2 separate regions of the Homo sapiens genome follow, and region 2 is linked to region 1. Evidence: chromatin loops called from intact Hi-C (ENCODE). Cell type or tissue: transverse colon. All regions are shown on one strand.

Region 1 (5,000 bases):
GAAGAACAGAACTTTCCAATAGAGTATCCTCCACTGAGCTTAGAGATACAATGGGAAACTTTCTCATGACGTCTACCCTTTTGTTTTCTCTTGCCAAGTAACTTAAAAGGAACCTAATCCCAGGCCTTCTTGCCTCCAAACTTCATTACTTCATCCCAAGAACTCAGAGGAAAAAATGGAAAGAGGATAAGGTGAAGAAAGAGTACTGACTACAGAAGTTCCAGATAATGAATTTTAGACAAAAACCGTTTTGGTTTCCAAATGCGTTCTGCGAGAGATTTAAAGGGTGCCTGAAGGACACATCAATGGGGTAAGTCACCCAGGAAAAAACAGGATTTGAAATATGAAAAACCTGAGCTCTGATCTCAGTACCACCTGGGCTACTTCCTCCCTACCTGACCTGAGGCAAGTTACATAATTGTCCTTCAGTTTCCATGTCTGGAAAGTAGGTACGATAATACCAATCTCATAAAACTGTTTTAAAGAATACATGAAATAATACCTGTAAAATGCCTAGTATGGTATCTGATCCAAAGGTTTTCTAAATTGGGAAGGGTGGCAATAACAACATGAACCATAAAGTCTTATTTATATTTGCAATTTCAAACTCCTTTGAACTACTCCATGGGGAGACTAAAACTGGGGTACCCTGCAATTCTATTCCAATCCTTACTCTTCTAAGTAACCCGGAGACAACTTCTGTGAAAACACAGGCCTCGAGATGTCTCAAAATACTCAGTGATGCCAAGGAAAACTATGGAAATTACTTCAGACTGAGTGCATGGGAGACTTCTTCTTACTTGAAGCCTCAAACAGAGAAATGAGAAGAGGTGGTCTAATTAGCATAGGTGGTCTAATTAGCCCAGGTAAAGGGCTTTGAGCTCCTGCCTTACAGAGTATCTTGAATTCTGGCATTGGGAAAAAGGAACATCTCTTTAAAGAGTAAGTTGTAAATGATTTATATGACTGGTTCATCACCGGGGAAAAAAGCTGTCAGGCTTTAAGGAAGCCAGCTCCTCTCTTCAGAGGGGAAGAATGAACCACAGATTAAGTGAAAAGCCAAAACCCCAGAGAGATCATTAACTGAGTGAAGCAGCAACTTGGCATCACCAGTTCAGAGCCCCTGCCCAGGATGCCTGGACCCAGAATTAAACATTAGAGGAGGGAAGTGGGTTGATGATATCTTACTTTTGCTCTCCAAGAATCCAGACACCAAGTCAATGTACGTGAAGATTCCATTCCCAAGAACCAAGAAAGGGTACCAATGCCCTGGATTCAGATGCCCTGGCCTGGGTTTAAATCCTGGCTCTGCCATTTACTAACTCTGTGAATTGCTTCAACTCTGCGTACCTGAATTTCCTAATATATAAAATGGGTGTAATACTAAAACTAATCTTAGAGGGTTTTGTGATGATTTGATTGTACAAGTTAATAACACAAATAGAATCTAATTGAGATCACTGTAAGAGCTAAATTAAATGAAAATTATTATTATCCATCTCTTGGTGTTGGTGGCTAACCACTATTGGGTTTTTATTATGTATCATGTGCTAACCATGGGTTACCTAATTTCATTCCCCACAAACCCTGTGAGACAATGTGTGAAAAGTACTAAGCTCAGGGAACTCCATGAACATAGAAAATGCTCAATAAAAAGGATCCACTCCTTGCTATTATCATTACCAAATCACGAAATCACCAAATCAAATCCAAAACACCATTTCCCTCCATTTTGAAAAGACACCTGGGTAAAAGACAAGTCAAAGAAATTGTGAGACTTAACCACCCTATAAGCATCTATCTGGGTAATATGTCAGTTGGATGTTTTTGATGAATCAGAGACTCTTCTTGTATCAAATAGACTTGATATTACCTTGACTATTTCACTTTGATAAAGATTGCAAGACCCAGGAGTTAAATGAATGGGGCCACCTGAATACTCTCTTACACGGGGTATCTAGAACCAGAAGAAAAAGAAGACATCTCTATACCATAAATTCTATCTCTGATGGGTTAAGGTACAAATGTGCTTTGAAGAACAGCCATTCCAAGTCCAGAAATGTTTTCATGTTGTTAAAGCATTAACTTCAAATCACTTCATGAGATAAACAGAGGCTATTTCAAACAATGAAAGAAACATCAAGAAAAAGAAAATGATTTAGTACAGATCAAACTTGATTTACCAAAGAAAAGCAATCCTTAAAAGCTCTCCTATTTCTGATCTAATCCTCTTCTATCAGATGGAGACAATACATCCCCTACTAGCCCCAGGCATCCTGGCTCTGTCAACTGACAGTGTTCACACGTGAACCAGGTGGAACAGAGTCTCAGTATTATAGAGCTCTGTATTAACAATAAACTTGGTCTACACAGGATCATAGCACTCTTTGGGTGATATGGTAGATTGCTAATGGCCACGCACCTTTAATGCATGTTCCTTTGCAACGTGACTTTGCCATTCCTCCCATTCAGAGTTGGAGGCAGTTTCTCCACTCTCTGGATTCTGTGATACAGTTGGATCCCTTGTGACTTGTTTTGGCCAACAGAATGTGGCAGAAGTGAGGCCATGCAAATTCCAAAGCCTAGGCCTCAAGAGGCCCGGAGCTTCCACCTTTGTCCTTTTGGAAAGCTGCCCTGAAGCTGCCAGAGCATGTAGATGCCCAGGATGAAAGACTACATGGGGAGGGGCCCTGTGGTCCCCGCCCTGAATGTAGCTGCACAAGTGAGCCCAGAAGAGGACAACAGAACCACCCAGTCAATCCACTGAGTCACAAGAAATAAACACTATTGTCATCTTTGGTCTCAAAGGCTTGGGAAGATTTGTTATACCATAATAGATAAAGGATACAGGTAGATTAGCTAGGGCTTTTGAATTTAATTTTTAAAATAAGTTTCCAAAATGATTAAAAACTTTTCTTAAACTCAACAGGAGGCAAAATCCAAGTTGCTGGAACTCAGGAAGAATGGTTGCTCTAGGAGAAGAGGGAAAGGCTAGAGATGAGATGGAGCTTTCCAGGATGCTAATCATTTTTATTGCTTGGCCTGGGTTGCCATTACATAAGTGTATTCACTGTGTGATAATTTATCAAGCTCTGCATTTCTGAGCTGTGTACTTTTCTGGATACATGCTAAGCTTACATTTAAATAGTTTAAAATAAGCCTTTCTTGGCAAATCTCTTTGAGAAATAGGGGTATGTGGCTAAGGAAATAAATTATCATGCTCATAATTTTTTGTCCACTAATCAAAATTTCCTCAAGAAGCACCCCGATATAACATACACAAATCTAGTTTAAAACTGAACATGGCTTATTAAATATGAGTATGTTTCTTTCTTGCCAAAAGCATGACTGTCCCACTTATGAGTCTAAAGATGGCCCCGAAATCCCAGAAAATTTACCAACGCCAAGGTCAAGATATTTCCAAGTGGTAGTTTGAAATTTTTGTGTTGTTTCAGAAAGACGAGGTAAATTACTTACAAAGTAAAAGGTCCTCACAGCTCCCACACTTCTGGGTATGCCTCTCTTGGTAGATTACACAGACTCTGTAGGGGTAGTGGCCACATCTCATTCTCCTCTCACTGTCCCCAGGCCTCCGCCCCTAATGCCAAAGCCAAACATGACCCTTGCTCACACAGAAAGAGCGCAAATATCAGCGGTAGGTAGGATGTCCCCAAAGCCCTTAAAAATGCTTGTGCCCTTTGACCAAGTAATTCCACTTCAAGGAGTCTGTTTGAAGGAAATTAAATGGGGGAAAAAAGTACATACAAAAATGTCCATCATATTCTTTAAAATAGTTTAAAAAAAACTTAAAAAGGAAACACTCTAAATGTTTAAAGTTAAGAGGTAAGAAAATTATCTTATATCCATAAAACAGAAACAGTACACATTTAAAAGTACATGAACATGTTTTTTAAAAAATATTTTTTAAAAAAGGAATAAAAGGGCCAGGCACAGTGGCTCATGCCTGTAATCCTAGCACTTTGGGAGGCTGAGGCAGGCAGATCACCTGAGGCCAGGAGTTTGAGACCAGCCTGGTCAACATGGTGAAATGCCATCTCTACTAAAAAAAAAAAAAAAAAAAATTAGCCGGGTGTGGTGGTGGGTGCCTGTAGTCCCAGCTACTCGGGAGGCTGAGGCAGGAAAATTGCTTGAACCTGGGAGGCAAACTGCAGTGAGCAGAGATCATGCCATTGCATTCCAGCCTGGGCAACAAAAGTGAAACTCCACCTCAAAAACAAAAAAAAAGAAATAAAAGTTCTCTGTGGTAAGATTATGAGTGTATTTCATCCTACTGCTTTACAAATTTTCCATATTATACTTTTCAAATATTCTACAGATACAGGTAGTTTTCACTTCTTTTATAATCAAAAAAAATTTTTAAGTAAAAAACTAGAAAAAAACTGAACTGTGTTGAGCTGAAAGATAATTAATATTATAATCTATTCCTTACATTGCTTGCCTAGCTCATCATTTCAGCTATACCCGTGTCTTAAGCATCTGAGCAGATTCAACTCCCACTGAATCATTTCTCTTTCTTTCCTTCTAAGATATAAGCTCTTCATGATCTTTGTAAACTCAATGCCCAACACAGTGTCTTGCTCTTACATTTTGACCAAAAGCTGCAAGACATCAGGGCAAGGACAGAGGGACTTACCTAAACTGCATAACATCAGGGGGCCACGCTTCCCTAGATGTCCTGTGCCAGGCACACAAAAGACCTGAAATAAGTGTTTGTTATTTGTATTAGTCAGCTTGAGCTGCCATAAGAAAAAGAACTTTATTTTCTCACAGTTCTGGAGGCTGGAAGACAAGATGAGGGTGCCAGCAAGGTCAGGTCCTGCTGCAGGCTCTCCTCCTGGCTTGCCTTCCGGCTCTACACTCACATGACCTCTTCTTTGTGCATGTGTGCAGAGAGAGAGAGAGAGCCTGCTCTCGGTTGTCTCTTTTTATAAGGACACTAATCCTATCATATCAGGGCCTCACCCATATAACCCCATTTA
Region 2 (5,000 bases), 490 kb before region 1:
ATGTGTTGTGGGAGGGACCCAGGGGGAGCTAATTGAATCACAGGGTCTGGTCTTTCCCTTGCTATTCTCGTGATAGTTAATAAGTCTCACATGATCTGATGGGTTTATCAGGGGTTTCCCCTTTTGCCTCTTCCTCATTTTTCTTTTGCCACCACCATGTAAGAAGTACCTTTTGCCTCCCGCCATGATTCTGAGGCCTCCCCAGCCCTGTGGAACTCTAAGTCCAATTAAACCTCTTTTTGTTCCCAGTTTTGGGTGTGTCTTTATCACAAGCATGAAAATGGACTAATACAGTAAATTGGTACCAGTAGAGTGGGTGTTGCTGAAAAGATACCCAAAAATGTGGAAGCGACTTTGGAACTTTGGAGGACTCAGAAGAAGACGGGAAAATGTGGGAAAGTTAGGAACCTCCTAGAGACATGTTGAATGGCTTTGACCAACATGCTGATAGTGATATGAACAATAAGATCCAGGCTGAGGTGGTCTCAGATGGATATTAGGAACTTTTTGGGAACTGGAGCAAAGGTTACTATGTTATGTTTTAGCAAAAAGACTGGCAGCATTTTGCCTCTGCCCTAGAGATTTGTGGAACTTTGAACTTGAGAGAGATGATTTAGGGTATCTGGTGGAAGAAATTTCTAAGCAGCAAAGCACTCAAAAGGTGACTTCGGTGCTGTTAAAAGCATTCTGTTTTAAAAGGGAAACAGCATAAAACTTCAGAAAATTTGCAGCCTGACAATGCAGTTGAAAAGAGAAACCCATTTTTTGAGAAGAAATTAAAGCTGGCTGCAGATATTTGCATAAGTAGCAAGGAGCCTAATGTTAATCCCCAAGACCATGGGGAAAATGTCTCCATGGCCATGTCAGAGACCTTCACAGCAGCCCTTCCCATCACAGGCCCAGAGACCCAGGAGGAAAAAGTGGTTTCGTGGGCCAGGCCCACGGTCCTCATGCTATGTGTAGGCTAGGGACTTTGTGCCCTGTGTCCCAGCTGCTCCAGCTGTGGCTGAAAGGAGCCAATATAGAGCTCAGGCTGTGACTTCAGAGGGTGGAGGCCCCAAGCCTTGGCAGCTTCCACATGGTGCTGAGCCTGTGGGTACACAGAAGTCAAGAATTGAGGTTTGGGAACCTCTGCCTAGATTTTAGAAGACGTATGGAAACACCTAGATGCCCAGGCAGAAGTATTACTGCAGGGCAGGGCTGTCATGGAGAACCTTTGCTAGGGCAGTGCAGAAGGGAAATGTGGGATTGGAGCCCTCACACAGAATCCCTACTGGGGCACTGCCCAGTGGAGCTGTGGGAAGAGAGCCGTCATCCTCCAGACCCCAGAATGGTAGATCCACCAACAACTTGCACCATGTACCTGGAAAAGCCACAGACACTCAATGCCAGCCTGTGAAAGCAGCCGGGAGGTAGGCTGCAAAGTCACAGGGGCGGAGCTGCCCAAGACCATGGGAATCCATCTTTTGCATCAGCATGACCTGGATATGAGACCTGGAGTCAAAGGAGATCATTTTGGGGCTTTAAAATTTGACTAACTCACTGGATTTCAGACTTGCATGGGCCCCGTAACCCCTTTGTTTTGGCCAATTTCTCCCATTTGGAACAGCTGTATTTAACCTGTGACACCCCCCTACCCCCTGCCCCCCATCCCTCCGGCCCTTGTATCTGGAAGTAACTAGCTTGCTTTTGATTTTATAGGCTCATAGGCAGAAGAGACTTACTAGCCTTGTCTCAGATGAGACTTTGGACTGTGGACTTCTGGGTTAATACTGAAATAAGCTAAGACTTTGGGGGACTATTGGGAAGGCATGATTGGTTTTGAAATGTGAGGACATGAGATTTGGAGGGGCCAGGGGTGGAATGATATGGTTTGGCTGTGTCCCCACCCTAATCTCAACTTGAATTGTATGTCCCAGAATTCCCATGTGTTGTGGGAGGGACCCGGGGGTGGGGGTGCAGTAATTGAATCATGGGGGCTGGTCTTTCCTGTGCTATTCTCATGATAGTGAATAAGACTGACGAGATCTCATGGGTTTATCAGGGGTTTCCAAAACTTTTGCCTCTTCCTCATTTTTCTCTTGCCACCACCATGTAAGAAGTACCTTTCACCTCCTGCCATGATTCTGAGGCTTCCCCAGCCATGTGGAACTGTAAGTCCAATTAAACCTCTTTTTCTTCCCAGTTTTAGGTATATCTTTATCAGCAGTGTGAAAACAACTAATACAGATGGCTAGTAAGGGACTAACCGGCAGGGAGCGTCTCCAGTGTGGATATGCTGGACAAAGGGATGATTCACGTTCCAGGGCATAAGATTTCATTACTCAGAATTGCACAGAATTTAAAACTTATTAATTATTTCTGGAATTTTCCACTTAATGTTTTCAAACTGTGGTTGACTGCAGGTACCTGAAACTGTCAAAAGTGAAACCACAGATAAGTGGGGAGTCCTGTACCTAAGATTATTCCTTTAAATTGTTTCAGTGGATATGTAGGGACCTGAGTGTGAAGTGAGAGCAGCAGCATCAAAACCTGAGGGAAATCCAGATAGCAAAAGAAACTTGTCTAGTATACTGGCATGACAGAGAAACCAAAAAGTTCTCAAGTTAATGTGAGAATCTAAGAATTAAAGAATTAAGCCTTTGCCTTTGAGGGAAGGAAAGGGGTAATGTGGCTTTAAATCAGGTTGAGATTGGTTCTGAGGGTTCCTTTTCCTTCCTTTATATTGATATGAATATAGACACAACTGTTCTGCATTTCCATTTGTTTTTATAAATGTCTTTTTAGGATTTAGGAACTGCTAATTATGCAATATGAGATATCTGTTAGTTTGAGGAACATTTGAAAATTTGGTCAAATGACACAGATCGTCACACAGTTTTAAGACAAATGTTTTTACCTATTTGACCTAGTCTGGCAATCCCTATTTGGGCAAAAATCTTCATTTGCAGGTCATGATTGGAGGCAGGCACAGAAAAAAAATTGCCACCTTTTTTGCATTATGTCATCAAGACATCAAACTTCAGCCTACAAAGTAGAAAGTGTTATTTCTCAAGTTGAAGGCCTGGATATACCTCAGCTTCTCAGTTCTGACACTTTATCATAGTGGAAAATGAAGAAGATTGCTTAAGAACACTGATGTTGGTGTCAGAAAGACCTGGGTTTGAACCCTGACTTTACTAGTTACTTAGATCACTTTAGGCAACTCAACTTTTCTAAATCTTGTTTCTTCATCTGTAAATGCTGAAAATAGTACCCACCTCTTAGGTCTGTGGAGAGGATTAAATGAGATAATCTATACAAAGAAAGAGCTTGCATAATAGTGCCAAGTAATGGTGAGGTTATACCTGTATTCTGATTATAATCTCATAAATATTTACCATGTTAGCTGTCTCAGAGTTCTTTTGCAAAACAGATAAAGATAGAAAGTATAAATAAGAAAAATAAGTGAACATATACTGAACTTTGTACAAGATGCTGGCGATATGGAGAGACCCAAGACATGGGCCCTACCTAAAAGAGATTATTGATAGAAACAGGATACATATACATCAAAAGGTAACATAGGATCATCTGTGCAAAGTGCTATATGGCAGTGTTTTAGGAAGTCTAGAAGCTGTCATGGATCAGGAATACCATGGTGGACACTTCAGGCAGGGAAAACAGATCTTAGCAAAAGCTACTCCTATCATAGGTACTTGATAAATATTTGTAGAATCCAGGATCCCTGTAGTGATAAAGAAACTACATGGATTATGTAGGGGAGTGATAAGACATATGACTGGAAAAATAAAAAGACCAAATTATGGACCATACTGAGCTTGTACTATAAACAGTGGAGGAGCCCTTCAGATTTTTAATCATGTTGAGAAAAGAGTTTTAGCAGTGTGTGGGGGATAGAATGGAAAGAGAAGCCAGTGCCAGAAGGACTACTTAGTATCAACCATTGCAGTGGTTAAAGCAAGAGGTGAGAGAAGGCATGCATTAGAATGGCAGCGGTCAGAGTGGATGGGAAGGAATAGGTCCTGACATAGTGTTACAGGGAGTAATAAATAGGATGTGGAAGATGGGTTAGAATTGGCAAAATCTCTGCATGTAAGTCTGGGTTACTAAATATAGTGAGAGAAATTCAAATCTCTCTTTAAGAATCGAATAAAATATTTAGAAATAAGTTACTGTTGTATTTGAGGTGAACACAAATGGCATTTCAAAGATGCTCGAGATACCTTGTTGGAAAAAGTCAATAACTGCACTATTGTCTCCAACATGTTCTTGCCTTCTCTGAAGACATCATGTTCCTAATTCTGAATTATGAACCATCTATTATCCTTGTATGCTCTTATGTGTGAGGAACCATAAGGTGGGAACAAAATCCGGTCTTCATTCTAGAAATAACTATGCGATCAAAAAGTTTTTAGTCTTTCTTCTTACCATACTGGTTCTTGGTATTCTGTTTACCATTCAATGTACTATTATTGCTTCTGCTTAAAACTCGCATCCCCTAATGCAAGCCTGAGCAAACAGAACTGATAACACACAGCCTGAGAAGGGAGTGCTTGGGGTCTCAAGACTTATTCTGTTTTTCTCCATCTTTGACACTTGGTTTGAAGAGCAAAGAAGGATACAGCTGTTAGGAAGTAAGTTACCCAAACACAGTGACCAAACTGGATTAATTCTTCCAATGAGAAAGAAATACATTATTTCTGTGAGACAGATTAGACTTTAAGTAGCATAGATAACATGATTATATTCTCTCTACAAATAAATACACAGGACCTAAGAAACCCTTTACAGATCCAAGTGTTTTCCTCTCCACTTTTCCATCCCCAAACCCATCTTGCAAGATATGGCCAGCTTATTTGGAGTTAATTAAATCAAGACCTTCGTTTTACAGACAGGGAAACCAAGCCCAGAGACACTGAGTAGTAGGCCACTGGTGTCTTAGAGGTCTGAAAAATCCTTTACTGAACATTCTCTTGATCTATTAATGTATAGGTTTT

What was found. Hi-C counts contacts between places; a loop is a spot of excess contacts. Peaks named below come from ENCODE experiments on the same cell type or tissue, not always from the same donor. Only the 100,000 strongest peaks of a DNase experiment are listed, where the experiment ranks them.
Region 2: a loop joins it to region 1, with 11 times the contacts of the local background. A loop is called at or near these places in 1 of 110 quality-filtered maps.

What each region holds. Positions count from the first base shown.
Region 1 is chr5:142,832,303-142,837,302 of GRCh38, reverse strand. All of the region lies in intron 1 of ARHGAP26 (Rho GTPase activating protein 26), which reads right to left. Among named protein-coding and RNA genes, the nearest start is that of ARHGAP26-AS1, 34 kb to the left of the region's middle. In transverse colon, no CTCF peak of the experiment used is centred here; DNase peaks (open chromatin) are centred at 2,642 and 3,602; H3K27ac peaks cover 2,706 bases.
Region 2 is chr5:143,320,429-143,325,428 of GRCh38, reverse strand. The region is part of intron 2 of NR3C1 (nuclear receptor subfamily 3 group C member 1); the gene reads left to right. It also overlaps the pseudogene RPL7P21. Among named protein-coding and RNA genes, the nearest start is that of NR3C1, 81 kb to the left of the region's middle. In transverse colon, no CTCF peak of the experiment used is centred here; no DNase peak of the experiment used is centred here.